2 separate regions of the Homo sapiens genome follow, and region 2 is linked to region 1. A link is an interaction called in ENCODE POLR2A ChIA-PET data of the cell type or tissue named here. Cell type or tissue: MCF 10A. All regions are shown on one strand. Each heading gives the region's core, and the rest is flanking DNA. Links, peaks and the distances in the headings are about the cores only. Region 1 overlaps BLVRA (biliverdin reductase A). Region 2 overlaps HECW1 (HECT, C2 and WW domain containing E3 ubiquitin protein ligase 1).

Evidence for each region. Peaks named below come from ENCODE experiments on the same cell type or tissue, not always from the same donor. Only the 100,000 strongest peaks of a DNase experiment are listed, where the experiment ranks them.
Region 2: POLR2A ChIA-PET joins it to region 1 with 5 read pairs; 3 of 35 experiments call an interaction of 5 or more read pairs at or near these places.

What each region holds. Positions count from the first base shown.
Region 1 is chr7:43,775,122-43,782,637 of GRCh38, forward strand. The region is part of intron 2 of BLVRA (biliverdin reductase A); the gene reads left to right. Among named protein-coding and RNA genes, the nearest start is that of BLVRA, 20 kb to the left of the region's middle. In MCF 10A, for the core only: no CTCF peak of the experiment used is centred there; a DNase peak (open chromatin) is centred at 4,067.
Region 2 is chr7:43,555,296-43,562,811 of GRCh38, forward strand. HECW1 (HECT, C2 and WW domain containing E3 ubiquitin protein ligase 1) reads left to right here. Exons shown (of 30, transcript NM_015052.5): 30 at 6,520-7,516. The coding sequence ends at 6,631. Among named protein-coding and RNA genes, the nearest start is that of STK17A, 24 kb to the right of the region's middle. In MCF 10A, for the core only: no CTCF peak of the experiment used is centred there; a DNase peak (open chromatin) is centred at 4,096.

The DNA.
Region 1 (7,516 bases), core at 1,679-5,678:
ACCCTTTATTTCCTTCTCCTGCCTGATTGCCCTGGCCAGAACTTCCAACACTATGTTGAATAGGAGTGGTGAGAGAGGGCATCCCTGTCTTGTGCCAGTTTTCAAAGGGAATGCTTCCAGTTTTTGCCCATTCGTTATGATATTGGCTGTGGGTTTGTCATAGATAGCTCTTATTATTTTGAGATATGTCCCATCAATACCTAATTTATTGAGAGTTTTTAGCATGAAGCATTGTTGAATTTTGTCAAGGGCCTTTTCTGCATCTATTGAGATAATCATGTGGTTTTTGTCTTTGGTTCTGTTTATATGCTGGATTACCGTTATTGATTTGCATATGTTGAACCAGCCTTGCATTCCAGGGATGAAGCCCACTTGATCATGGTGGATAAGCTTTTTGATGTGCTGCTGGATTTGGTTTGCCAGTATTTTATTGAGGATTTTTGCATCAATGTTCATCAAGGATATTGGTCTAAAATTCTCTTTTTTGGTTGTGTCTCTGCCAGGCTTTGGTATCAGGATGACGCTGGCCTCATAAAATGAGTTAGGGAGGATTCCCTCTTTTTCTGTTGATTGTAATAGTTTCAGAAGGAATGGTACCAGCTCCTCCTTGTACCTCTGGTAGAATTTGGCTGTGAATCCATCTCGTCCTGGACTCTTTTTGGTTGATAAGCTATTGATTATTGCCACAATTTCAGAGCCTGTTATTGGTCTATTCAGAGATTCAACTTCTTCCTGGTTTAGTCTTGGGAGGGTGTATGTGTTGAGGAATTTATCCATTTCTTCTAGATTTTCTAGTTTATTTGCGTAGAGGTGTTTGTAGTATTCTCTGATGGTAGTTTGTATTTCTGTGGGATTGGTAGTGATATCCCCTTTATCATTTTTTATTGCGTCTATTTGATTCTTCTCTCTTTTCTTATTTATTAGTCTTGCTAGCGGTCTATCAATTTTGTTGATCTTTTCAAAAAACCAGCTCCTGGATTCATTAATTTTTTTGAAGGGTTTTTTGTGTCTCTGTTTCCTTCAATTCTGCTCTGATTTTAGTTATTTCTTGCCTTCTGCTAGCTTTTGAATGTGTTTGCTCTTGCTTTTCTAGTTCTTTTAATTGTGATGTTAGGGTGTCAATTTTAGATCTTTCCTGCTTTCTCTTGTGGGCATTTAGTGCTATAAATTTCCCTCTACACACTGCTTTGAATGTGTCCCAGAGATTCTGGTATGTTGTGTCTTTATTCTCATTGGTTTCAAAGAACATCTTTATTTCTGCCTTCATTTCATTATGTACCCAGTAGTCATTCAGGAGCTGGTTGTTCAGTTTCCATGTAGTTGAGCAGTTTTGAGTGAGTTTCTTAATCCTGAGTTCTAGTTTGATTGCACTGTGGTCTGAGAGACAGTTTGTTATAATTTCTGTTCTTTTACATCTTCTGAGGAGTGCTTTACTTCCAACTGTGTGGTCAGTTTTGGAATAGGTCTGGTGTGGTGCCGAAAAAAATGTATATTCTGTTGATTTGGGGTGGAGAGTTCTGTAGATGTCTATTAGGTCTGCTTGGTGCAGAGCTGAGTTCAATTCCTGGGTATCCTTGTTAACTTTCTGTCTCGTTGATTTGTCTAATGTTGACAGTGGGGTGTTAAAGTCTCCCATTATTATTGTGTGGGAGTCTAAGTCTCTTTGTAGGTCACTCAGGACTTGCTTTATGAATCTGGGTGCTCCTGTATTGGGTGCATATATATTTAGGATAGTTAGCTCTTCTTGTTGAATTGATCCCTTTATCATTATGTAATGGCCTTCTTTGTCTCTTTTGATCTTTGTTGGTTTAAATTCTGTTTTATCAGAGACTAGGATTGCAACCCCTACCATTTTTTGTTTTCCATTTGCTTGGTAGATCTTCCTCCATCCCTTTATTTTGAGCCTATGTGTGTCTCTGCACGTGAGATGGGTTTCCTGAATACAGCACACTGATGGGTCTTGACTCTTTATCCAATTTGCCAGTCTGTGTCTTTTAATTGGAGCATTTAGCCCATTTACATTTAAAGTTAATATTGTTATGTGTGAATTTGATCCTGTCATTATGATGTTAGCTGGTTATTTTGCTCGTTAGTTGATGCAGTTTCTTCCTAGCCTTGATGGTCTTTACAATTTGGCATGTTTTTGCAGTGGCTGGTACCGGTTGTTCCTTTCCATGTTTAGTGCTTCCTTCAGGAGCTCTTTTAGGGCAGGCCTGGTGGTGACAAAATCTCTCAGCATTTGCTTGTCTGTAAAGTATTTTATTTCTCCTTCACTTATGAAGCTTAGTTTGGCTGGATATGAAATTCTGGGTTGAAAATTCTTTTCTTTAAGAATGTTGAATATTGGCCCCCACTCTCTTCTGGCTTGTAGAGTTTCTGCCGAGAGATCCGCTGTTAGTCTGATGGGCTTCCCTTTGTGGATAACCCGACCTTTCTCTCTGGCTGCCCTTAACATTTTTTCCTTCATTTCAACTTTGGTGAATCTGACAATTATATGTCTTGGAGTTGCTTTTCTCGAGGAGTATCTTTGTGGTGTTCTCTGTATTTCCTGAATCTGAATGTTGGCCTGCCTTGCTAGATTGGGGAAGTTCTCCTGGATAATATCCTGCAGAGTGTTTTCTAACTTCGTTCCATTCTCCCCGTCACTTTCAGGTACACCAATCAGACGTAGATTTGGTCTTTTCACATAGTCCCATATTTCTTGGAGACTTTGTTCATTTCTTTTTATTCTTCTTTCTCTAAACTTCCCTTCTCGCTTCATTTCATTCATTTCATCTTCCGTCACTGATACCCTTTCTTCCAGTTGATCGCATTGGCTCCTGAGGCTTCTGCATTCTTCACGTAGTTCTCGAGCCTTGGCTTTCAGCTCCATCAGCTCCTTTAAGCATTTCTCTGTATTGGTTATTCTAGTTATACATTCATCTAATTTTTTTTCAAAGTTTTTAACTTCTTTGCCATTGGTTTGAATTTCCTCCTGTAGCTCAGAGTAGTTTGATCATCTGAAGCCTTCTTCTCTCAACTCATCAAAGCCATTCTCCGTCCAGCTTTGTTCCGTTGCTGGTGAGGAACTGCATTCCTTTGGAGGAGGAGAGGCGCTCTGCTTTTTAGAGTTTCCAGTTTTTCTGCTCTGTTTTTTCCCCATCTTTGTGGTTTTATCTACCTTTGGTCTTTGATGATGGTGATGTACAGATGGGTTTTTGGTGTGGATGTCCTTTCTGTTTGTTAGTTTTCCTTCTAACAGACAGGACCCTCAGTTGCAGGTCTGTTGGAGTTTGCTAGAGGTCCACTCCAGACCGTTTGCCTGGGTATCAGCAGCGGTGGCTGCAGTACAGCGGTGGCTGTAGAACAGCGGATTTTCGTGAACCGCAAATGCTGCTGCCTGATCGGTCCTCTGGAAGTTTTGTCTCAGAGGAGTACCTGGCTGTGTGAGGTGTCAGTCTGCCCCTACTTGGGGGTGCCTCCCAGTTAGGCTGCTCGGGGGTCAGGGACCCACTTGAGGAGGCAGTCTGCCTGTTCTCAGATCTCCAGCTGCGTGCTGGGAGAACCACTACTCTCTTCAAAGCTGTCAGACAGGAACGTTTAAGTCTGCAGAGGTTACTGCTGTCTTTTTGTTTGTCTGTGCCCTGCCCCCAGAGGTGGAGCCTACAGAGGCAGGCAGGCCTCCTTGAGCTGTGGTGGGCCCCACCCAGTTCGAGCTTCCCGGCTGCTTTGTTTACCTAAGCAAGCCTGGGCAATGGCAGGCGCCCCTCCCCCAGCCTTGCTGCCACCTTGCAGTTTGATCTCAGACTGCTGTGCTAGCAATCAGCGAGACTCCGTGGGCATAGGACCCGCCGAGCCATGTGCAGAATATAATCTCCTGTTGTGCTGTTTTTTAAGCCTGTTGGAAAAGCGCAGTATTAGGGTGGGAGTGACCCAATTTTCCAGGTGCTGTCTGTCACCCCTTTCTTTGACTAGGAAAGGGAACTCCCTGACCCCTTGCGCTTCCCGAGTGAGGCACTGCCTCGCCCTGCTTCGGCTTGCACACGGTGCACTGCACCCACTGTCTGGCACTCCCTAGTGAGGTGAACCCGGTACCTCAGATGGAAATGCAGAAATCACCCGTCTTCTGCGTTGCTCACGCTGGGAGCTGTAGACCGGAGCTGTTCCTATTCGGCCATCTTGGCTCCACTATCCTATCTTTCTCATCCCCTGCAAGGCAGGCTTCTCAAAAAAGATACCTGCAGTTAATTTCTCCGTTTTCTCTTCCCTGGGTCATTCTCAGCCTGTTGCAGTCTGGTTTCTTTTCCCATATTATATACCGAAATGAGTCTTGTCAGGGTCAATGATGATCTCTGTAAATTTTATAAAAATTTATTTTGTAATAATGTAGACACATGTTCATAGTGTAAAACTCAGGCTACAGAATGGAAAACAGCCAAAAGTAAGTCTCCCTATTACGTTATCTTGACCAGCCCTGCCCCACTTGGGGCTGACTTCTGGTAACCACTTTCTTGTGCCTCTGACCTCCTTATCTGAAGGCCCCTGTGGCTCACCCTGTGGCTTGCTCTAATTCTTAGGATCTTTTAAGTTCTAAAGAAACAATAGAAGCTTTGCATTAATATTAAGCTTATACACCCTGGTCCAGGAGCAGTTCCATCAGTCATCAGTGATCTCTTCTGTCCTTTTTGATGGCTTTTCCTCTTAACCTTGTAAGAACATGCTAGACTTGGGTCCTCCTCTGCTGTTCCTTACATATATATATTTTATATTTTTTTTCTTTTTCTTTTTTTTTGAGATAGAGCCTCATTCTGTCACCCAGCTGGAGTACAGTGGCGTGATCTTGGCTCACTGCAACCTCTGCCTCCCGGGTTCATGCGATTCTCCCACCTCAGCCTACCAAGTAGCTGGGATTACAGGAGCACCACCACACCTGGGTAATTTTTGTGTTTTTAGTAGAGATGGGGTTTCACTATGTTGGCCAGGCTGGGCTTGAACCCCTGACCTCGAGTGATCCTCCCACCTCGGCCTCCCAAAGTGCTGGGTTTACAGGCATGAGCCACCATGCCTGTCACTCATCTCAGTCACAGCTGCCACAGGGACCCCAAGCCCGTTATAACCCAGGCTGTACTTTCTGCTTTCACCTGCCCCAAATCTGCTCCTCCTCGAAGGGCCATCTGTGGGCCAGGCGCTCCAGTCCCCTCACTCTGTTCCCACAAGCCAGCAGCCAGTGACCAAGGCTGTAAATCCTGTCATTGCCTTGATGTAGTCACCAATATTTATGTGACACCATACTGTACCAGACTCTAGACCTGGCTTGATGGCTCTAATGGTAAAAATGTAAGTGTGGTACTCATGCTCATGGAACTTATCGCTAAGTGGGACCACCATATCTTTCCAGTCTGTCCCTTCCTTATCCTACTTCCTGCCTCCTCATCACTTCCTCACTTACCTAATTCTTTTCTTCTTCTCCTTTGCTTTCCTCACCCTCCTCTAGGCCATTCCCTCTCCCTTTTGGAAGGCAGGGGGAAGAGACCTCAGGCACAGGGACGGTCCACACACCCAGTTCCTGACACATTGCCTCTGTTGTGCTGTGCAAGGCCCCGCTCTCAGACTTATTTATATTTTATTCATTTTCTCTCCATCCCCATTCTCACCCTGCCAAAGCCAACTATTCTAATGAATTAAGTGGTTTTCCTTTTTTATTTGTGTATGTTCATGAAACATTTTGTTTTTGTGCAAATACCTTCTAAATTTATATACAGTAGGCTGGGCGCCGTGGCGCATGCCTGTAATCCCAAAACTTTGGGAGGCCGAGGTGGGCGGATCAACTGAGGTCAGGAGTTTGATACCAGCCTGGCCAACATGGCGAAACCCCATCTCTACTAAAAATACAAAAATTAGGCGTAGTGGCACATGCCTGTAATCCCAGCTACTCAGGAGGCTGAGGCAGGAGAATCACTTGAACCCAGGAGGCAGAGGTTGCAGTGAGCCAAGATTGTGCCATTGCACTCCAGCCTGGGCTACAGAGCAAGACTCTGCCTCAAAAAAAAAAAAAAAATTATATGCAGTAAAACTGCCTCTTTTTTTTTGGTGTAGAGGTTTACCCATTAAAACACATATGTGTAACCATCACCCCAGGATGTCAGGATGCAGAACCTCACCCCAAAACATTCTTTTCTGTTGCCCCTTTATAGTCACAACCTCCCCTTGCTACTGACCCCTGGCAACATATATCACCTCCTGTGTGATATACTTTTTTTTTCCTGAAACAGTCTCACCCTTGTCACCCAGGCTGGAGTGCAGTGGTGTGATCTCAGCTCACTGCAACCTCGGCCTCCCGTTTCAAGCAATTCTTCAGCTGCAGCCTCCCATGTAGCGGGGATTATAGGAGTGGGCCACCACACCCAGCTAATTTTAGTAGAGACTGAGTTTTGCCATGTTGGCCAGGCTGGTCTTGAACTCCTGACCTCAAGTGACCCAAATGCCTCTCGACCTCCCAAAGTGCTGGGATTACAGGCATGAGCCACAGTGCCCAGCCTGATATACTTTTAATGTACATAATTGTATTTTATATCATTTATATCTCATTCTCCATTTTTCTGTATGTTAAAGATATATAGTTAATCTGCTACACAGCAGCCCAGAATGTGCATCCATTTAGTCCTAACAAAAGGCCTAGGAGCAAGATGCTATTATTACCCATTTTGTAGATGAGGAAAATGAGCAATAAGTCAATTGCTGTAAGTCACAGGGGGTTAAGGAGCATCACAGAGATCTAAGCCCTGATGTTTTTGACCCATGAATGCCTTTGTTCTTGCCTATATCCAGCTAATCCCATCCATCCAGTTCAAATGTCCTTTGTACTGCACAAACAGTTTTCTCAAGAGTCCTCTCTCGGGAAGTCATACCTCCCTCTTATGAATTTCCATTGTGCTTTATGTATCTTTTCTTTCGTTACCTTCCCCTCCTGCTTTGACTGTAGCTGTCGGGGTGCCTCGCTCATCTTAGCATCCCCATGGCATCTGACTTGATGCCTCATGCATAGCTTATCTTCACTAATTATCAGTTGACTAAATGATAGGATGATTCAGAGACTGTTAAGTAATCTTCTAATGCAATCCAGAGCTTGGGAGGGTCAGTGAAAGTGTAGAGAAAGGAAATCATATGACAGAAATTTTCAAGCAAAACTAGTTGTGGCCCAGAGGCTGGCTGGAGGGAGAAAGACAGAAGAAGGACCATCGGCCACAGTCGGGCTTTGATCCCAGGATGTTTGTTGAATGCAGGAATGACTCCAAGCATTTAAAGCTGGGGGCTGCCAGGATTCCTAGAGCTACTGGCTTTTGCCCAGAAGTTCAGAGTACAACCTGTCAGGAAGGGTGGATAATTGGAGTTTAGCACACAGCGTGAAGATCCAGGGCGCGGTGGGAAAGCCAGGTTGAAATGCCTTGGGAATGCGGCTTGGAAGAGAGGATGGCCCACAGCTCAGGATGCTAGGGTCTTTGGCATAGAGGTGGTCATGGAAACCCTGAGAATGAGG
Region 2 (7,516 bases), core at 1,988-5,987, 220 kb before region 1:
AAGCACATCTATTGTGGGATAAATGTGGAAAAGGAGACGCTGGGGCTCCAGGCAGTTTTACAGAAGAAATTCCCTGCACTGTGAGTTTTAATCCCAGCACTTCCTGAATCCTTTCTATGCCACTCTGGGTAGTGCATTCCTGATCAGGAAGCACTGAAGAGACAGTTGTGCATAGGCGCTATAGTGAGAAACGCTGCTGCAACAGACAGAAGAAAAGATTGACCCCTATTATCTTTTGCTAATAGGATACGTTCGAATTATAAAGAAGCTTTGCATTTAACTCAGCTCTATTTCTACATGGCCACCCAAATACCTTTGCTAAATCCTTATTGCAGAAGGATTTACTGGACTATAGCTTTCACCTAGGTTTCCCAGATTTTCCCCGAGGACAATTCACCTGGTGTCGGTCAGCATTCATGGGCATGCCCAGCTGGTTAACCACAGCTGAACACCCTGGTGCAGGCTTCAGCCCTGGCTTCACCCACTCAGTTCAGCAGACCCTCAGTTCCAAGGGTCTTTGTTGTTTGCATGGCTCTACCAATAGCTAAACCTAGTGAATGTAAGTCTGGCAAGAAAAGAAGACTAAAAAGGCAGAATTTGCATTTGTTAAGTTGAATGATGATTTCAAGAATATAGTTATTTGGAAACATCTTGCTTTTATTTTAGAGAAATGCAGCTTGAGTCATCACTGATGATAGCATGCAGCTTGAGGAGGGGCTGAGCTACAACCACACACCTGCCCGTGGGAACCTGCAATCTAGGGAGAACACGGCCTGATAGTAACTAATCACAGCACAAGGTAGAATCAGAGGAGCACAGGGGGTAAGAGCAGCGTGCTGCGAGAGTGTGAAACAGAGCCTCCTAATCAAGTTGCCTAGAGAACATGCCACTAAAAAACTGGCATTTAGGGGAGGATTGGGAGGCAAGGAATAGGGAGAAGGGGGCTTCCAGGCTGAAGCAATAACACAAGCAAGGGCTGAGAGCGGGGAATGGCAGCACGTGTTCAGGAAGGTGCAGCTGGCCAGTGCAGAGGGTAAGATGCCCGGAGCAACATCACAGGGGATGCAGTTGAGAAAGAGTTTGGTGAGCCACAAACAAAAGACCCTGCTGTCTGGGCGCAGTGGCTCACGCCTGTAATCCTAGCACTGTGGGAGGCTAAGGCAGGCGGATAGCTTGCGCCCAAGAGTTCAAGACCAACCTGGGCAACAGGACAAGACCTCGTCTCTACAAAAAATTTAAAAAATTAGCTGGGCATGGTGGCATGCACCGGTAGTCCCAGCTATTTGGGAAGCTGAGGCAGGAGGATGACTTGAGCCCAGGAGGCTGAGGCTGCAGTGAACTGTGATTGCACCACCACACTCCAGGCTGGGCAACAGAGTGAGACCTTGTCTCAAATTAAATTAAAAAAAAAAAAGAAAGAAAAAAGAAAAGACCGTGCTGAGGAGTCTCTATTCTTTAGGAAATGAGAGTCATTGCTTCTGTTATCTGGGGTCACAGATTGAATGTAATTTCCATATTTGCTTTGGAAGCTTTGAAATACACATTAATATTATTAACCCACACAGAGAGCTTCTAAGGCAGACATTGGGCTTATGAACACGTTCTTCATATCTGAACCAAGGCACCCCTAAGAGGGCTGCTGCACCACAAGCCCCCGAGATGGTTTCTTGGGGAAGTAGGGACCTCTTCTTGGGACAAGAAGCAAATGCCTCTAAGAGGACACTGAAAATAACTCCCTGAATAGTGACCCCTGTCCAATCTCCTTTGGACAATGTCTGAAGATCAAAGAACCTAAAAAAATGTCATCTATGTGTGGATAGAAAGAAAGAACCTCTGACTTCCAGAAACTGTCGTTCGGGAAGACCTGACCTGACTATGGCAGGTGACAGGAAGCCCTGAGCAGGCAGGAAGCAAAGCAGACCCAGGGTGGCATGGGCTTCCCAGGTACTGTGAGCCACAGTGCATGTGGCCTGCACTCTGGGAGAGGCAGCCTTCAGCTCTTTCCTCAAGTCCTTCCTCTGCAGAAAGGAAAGGCAACTGGCTTCCCAGATGAGAGCGCCAGACACCGCCACAGCAAAACCCGGTCATAGCCCAGGCTACATAAAACCTTTGTGTCAGTCCAAGCCCCTGCCTGCTAAAAGATGTGTGAGGGCCAGGAGAAAGGACTTTGAGGGTAGAGGCTTCTGGGATATAATTTCATAGTTGAAGTAGATGAGAGGCAGGACTGTCACTGGAGTTGAGGTCAAGGAACTGGGGGCTTGGGTGTTCACCCTGTCAGCCATGTGGACTTAGTTGCCACACAGTCTGGTAGGAGGACTTGAAGTGGAAAAGAAGACTTCAGCAAAGTGCCAGATAATAGTCATAATAAGTTAGAAGTTCAGAGGGTCAGAAGGAACCAAAGATCTATCTGGATCACTGATTTTCAAGCTTCTTAAACCATAGTCCACAGAAAGAAATGCCTTTTATATCACAACTCAGGACATGCACATGTACTCATTTGCACATATGTGTGTGTATATCTGAAACTCAAGTTCCTCAAAACAGCACTTTACCCTTATTATCTGCAATAAAATCTATTTTCTGCTCTATCCTATTTCATTAAAATGAAATGCCAGCCAAAACCTATGGTTTTAAAAATAAATTATCTAAATGACATGAGATTCAAAGGAATGGAAACTGATCAAGGATTGCAAAAGTCATGACGTGGAATTGACAGCAGGGAGTGTGAAGAATGTCCATCCACGTCACAGCGTGTGGGGCAGTGAGCAATTTCCACCCATGAGAACTGGAGATGGGACACTAGGACCCGGAGGCAGCATCTGGAAAGAGCTTAAGGAGGTGGCAAAGTTTCTTTACTTTGAACAAGAGCTCAAAGGAGGACAGAGGAAAGGCTCAGAAGGAAAGAGAAGGGCAGAAGCTAGGTCAGAGTCGAAGTAGCACTGGGCAGTGTGGAGATAGAATAAAGGAGAGGGGAGAATCTTTGGGTTTACCTTTGGGGCAGGGACCAGGGATATCAAAGCTATGAGTCATGAGCAATTAACTGGCCTAAAAGTTGCAAACGAAATTCTAATATGAACATGTTTCACTGCAGATGTAAACTAAGCCCAGACCCAGGGTGGAGTTGGAGGCCTGGTTAAGTTAGTAGTTGGTTTACTCTGTAGCAGTGATTCTCAAAGTGGGGCTGGGGAAGGCGACTTTGCCCCTCTTCCCCCGCAAGAGGCAGTTGACAATGTCTGGAGACATTTTTGGTTGAGGGGAAGGGGTGCTACTGGTGTCCATTGAGTAGAAGCCAAGGATGCTGCTAAACATCTCACAATGCACAAAACAGCTCCCACAACAAAGAGTTATCAAGTTTGAAAAGTGAATCGTGTCAAGCTGAGAAATGCTGCTCTCTAGTACCTAAGGCCAGAAGAGGACCTACAAAGGAGGCCTGAGGGTGCCATCAGGGAGCTCAGCAGAGAAAATGGCAGCCATTGAGAAACCAAGGAGAAGCCAAGGAGGGAGATGTTCCAGAGGAAGAGCTGTCAAATGCTTTTAAAGAGCTGGAGCAGGTGGAGCGGTATGGGCTTCTGGATTTAGGGATCAAGAGGTTATTGGCAAACTTGAAAAAGAGTAAATTTAGAAGGAAAGAGAGCAAGGCCTATCTGAAGAGAACAAGGCTGTAGTTAGGCAGTGGAAGAAGATTGGCATGAAGGGAAGACACAACTTACATAACCGGCTGAACAATTGGCAGCAAAGAGGAGTGACTGCTGCCACTTTTGTGTGTTTCTAGACAACCTTAAAGTGGTCTCTAGTAGAGAGGAGCAAGACTTTCTTTGGCCCTGTGTTGGTTAACATTTCAATCTATAACTTGGAAAAATAGAGGAGACGGGGAGATCAACTGTGTAGATGACACAGTTAGAAGGATAAACAATACAGGGATTGGCACAACCCAATCCAAAATTATCTCAAAATGCTGGAACCCTAGCTTGACACCAATGGCATGGAATTCGACACAACTTAAAGACCCGTGCAGATCTCCAAAACATCCATCGCACCAAGTGTGAGAAGAGAGTGAGTCACCTGCCAGTAGGTCACGTGCAAAACTCCAGAGGCTTCAGTTGCCACAAGTATGACACGGTTCCCCAAATCATTATCACAATCATGGTTGCATTATTAAGAGAATCTTATGTTTAAATGATGATTCACAGGTTACAAAACGCATTTATGTGTGTTCTGGCGTTGATCCTCCCCATAACCCTTTGAGGTGCACGCAGCATATATTATTATCCCCACTTTACAAGTGAGAAAACTGAGGCTCAGGAAGATTAATTGACTTTTCCAGTGTCATAAAGCTGGTAAGTGACTAGACCGGGGTCAGCATAGAAGTCTTCCAAGCCCTGGTTTCTTGCTGTCCACTGCCCCACACCACCGGGCAATGCTTGGTTTGGTGCACGGGAATGAGGTAAGCAGGCACTCGGTGCTGTCAGAACCACACCTGGAGGGTGGTGAGCTCTTAGGAATGCTGAATTGGATCATGATTTGATTGTGTTCGTTCATTCTAGATGACAAACTAAGGGAGTTCACCAAGGCTCTAAATAAATGCAATAAAAGCAACTAGTAAGTAAACCATGAGTGTTCAGACTAGGTGCTATTCGTCAATGCTTTCTGTTTACTCCCAGAAATGATCTTTTACAGAATTAATTTGGTTCCAACTAATTTGTAAAGGTGATTTTTTTTCTGTAATATTTCCACTCATGAGTGCCAGTTAAAATGACCAGAGGAAGAAAACTATGAAGATGATGCCTGCTCCTATCTCGCCCCTGGCTAATTCAGCTAGTTCCAAAAGCATGCTTGGGATTTTTCACCCCACTTCGCCTGTTTAGCCATAGCCCAATGTATGTTCTAGTTTCATTGCAATCTTTTTAACATAGAGAGAAATCACTGTAACCATCCTACTCAATTTACTGAGTTCCCTTTCACTCAAATATTTACATCTAGGTAAAGTATTTCAATTATTTTCTTTTAAAGTAAAGGAAGGCCTGTTTGAATCTTAGATAATAATTTAAGAATTCTGCCAATCTGTATTCGTATGTTTCTTCCCAGTTATGTCTTTAAGGCCTAAGACCAGACACTCTACTGCCCTGTGCCTGCCTTTGGAGCTTGAGCGGGGAAAGGGACAGGGAGGAGGGAGGTAGGGGTTAGGGATAGTTCCCCAAGGACTGCCAGGAGGAGGAATGGGTGCTGGGCAGATGAAAACACCAGCATCCTCCCTAGATTCTCGATGGGCAGGAAACCCCACCTTCCCTCTTTCCTCTTCCCATCTTCCTTATTCCCAAAATAATCTCCCCCCGTAACCTGAGTGCTGCATCAGCCTGGGCAGTGATCTGATACTCTGATTTATATACTTTAAAACAAAGGTGTAAATAATACACAAGTCCCCTAGGGATCTTGTAATGAAAAGAAGAGTTTAATATCCCAAATAAAACTCTAATGAAGAGTTTAGTTTTGTTTGTTTCTTTGTATGTTTGTTTTGTGATTTGATTTTATTTGATTTGGTTTGATTTTAGAGTGCCCTTTTCTGTGCTGGTTGGTGTCTGAAAACACCATTTCAACACACCACCCTTAGGGAGGAAAAGGCAGGAAATGAACTTTCACCTGCACCCATCCACCTTTCTCTCTACTACGGTACAGGACTCGGCATCAGCCAAAGTTTCTGTAAAAACAAAGAACTTCTGGCAGGGAGCAGCTAGTCAGGTGATTCAAGGCTCCACAGCAGGGAATCTATGTGTGCTGGGCTTCTTGTACCCACTGCTGGAGAGCCACATGAGTCTTCCAGGTCCAGGTGTTAGCCTCTGGCGAGGAAGACATTCCTTGTCTAAGGCAGACACTGGCCATGCAGGAGGAAGCACATGAAGCAAGCTAGAACCCCGGGCGCCAGGACACTCCAGGCATCCAGAGAGGACTGGCTCACACGGGCAGCTTTTCTTGGAAATGCAGCACTTCGACTTTAGGTTCTGTGGGTTCTACTGGGGTAGAGGAGTCAGACTTGTCTCCAGAGCACACTTGACTTGAATGGAGAACTGGATCTCAGAATTCCAGGCCATCTCAGGTTCCTCTAAATAGATGCATGTGGTTCACAGAGGCTCAGAAATCAGAGCTGGGCAAGAAGACTTAGGAATATAATCCTTCAATACTAATTATATTTCTGCCTCCTTCATTGACCACATCAAAATTTGTAACTCATTTGCAAATCAGGCTGATACCATAGAGTTTATAATCAGTTTGCTAGTGTCATTCTAGTGTAGTTGGTTTGCTTGCAAATGCAAACAACCCATTTTTAGTTATTCCATTCCTTCCACCAGTCTATTCATTCTAGAGGAATGTGGCTCTTTAGTGTGCAATGTTTTATGGTGGTCCTAAATCATGGTCCTGCTCACTTTTGATTCCTTTTTGAATCACAACTTCAGACAGTCACAGATCCAGAACCAGTTGTATCATTGAAACAAACACTCTCACCAATCTCTTCTCCCCATTCAGGGCACACACATGCTTCAACCGACTGGATCTTCCACCGTATCCCTCGTACTCCATGTTGTATGAAAAGCTGTTAACAGCAGTAGAGGAAACCAGCACCTTTGGACTTGAGTGAGGACATGGAACCTCGCCTGACATTTTCCTGGCCAGTGACATCACCCTTCCTGGGATGATCCCCTTTTCCCTTTCCCTTAATCAACTCTCCTTTGATTTTGGTATTCCATGATTTTTATTTTCAAACCAAATCAGGATTGACAAAAGCTGTGCATGAAGAACTGCCTTCTTCTAAGATCTAACCTTCAGGCTTCTCTCCTCTGTTTTCAATGAACTGCTAGCCTGTATGCAATATTAAAAAACAGCTGTCTCAAGGTCTGTGTATATCTCCACATACCTCCATTACTAACAATGAAATATGAATGCAAGTTAAGCTACACTTGACCAAATGGTAATAAATGTTTACTTCCATTTCTATCATTGAAGGGAAAATGTGAGCATTAAGCACTCCAGGCTTTCATATGCCCATGTCTTCTGAGCAGAGCCACCATTTTTTATAATTTCTAATAACCAACTCCAGAACTAGGAGCTGATCAACTCTTTGTTTTCCTCTCCATCTACTTTTCCCTGTGCATAATATCCATCCAAAGGACAACAGTGGCAAAGCTGAAATTTTTATACATTCAACTCATGATTCACATGTGGCATCAGTCCCATCAGCCGGAACTAGCCTAGACATACGGTGCAAATATGACACTTCTAACGATTAACAACAGCAAGAAAACACCTGCTGCTGATGCAATGCAATGCATCCCAATGGTTGTGGGGATTGTGGGCTCAACTCAAGAGAAGTTTAGGAGGGGGAGCATCCCTAGTGAATACTCACACCACAAGAAGGACAAACTTGTGCACATGTCCAAGAAAGAAAGCTTCTTGATTGAGGTAGCATGAAGGATGAGGCTTCAGCCCCCATTGTCTTATGTAGAATGTGGCAATGCCAACTGGA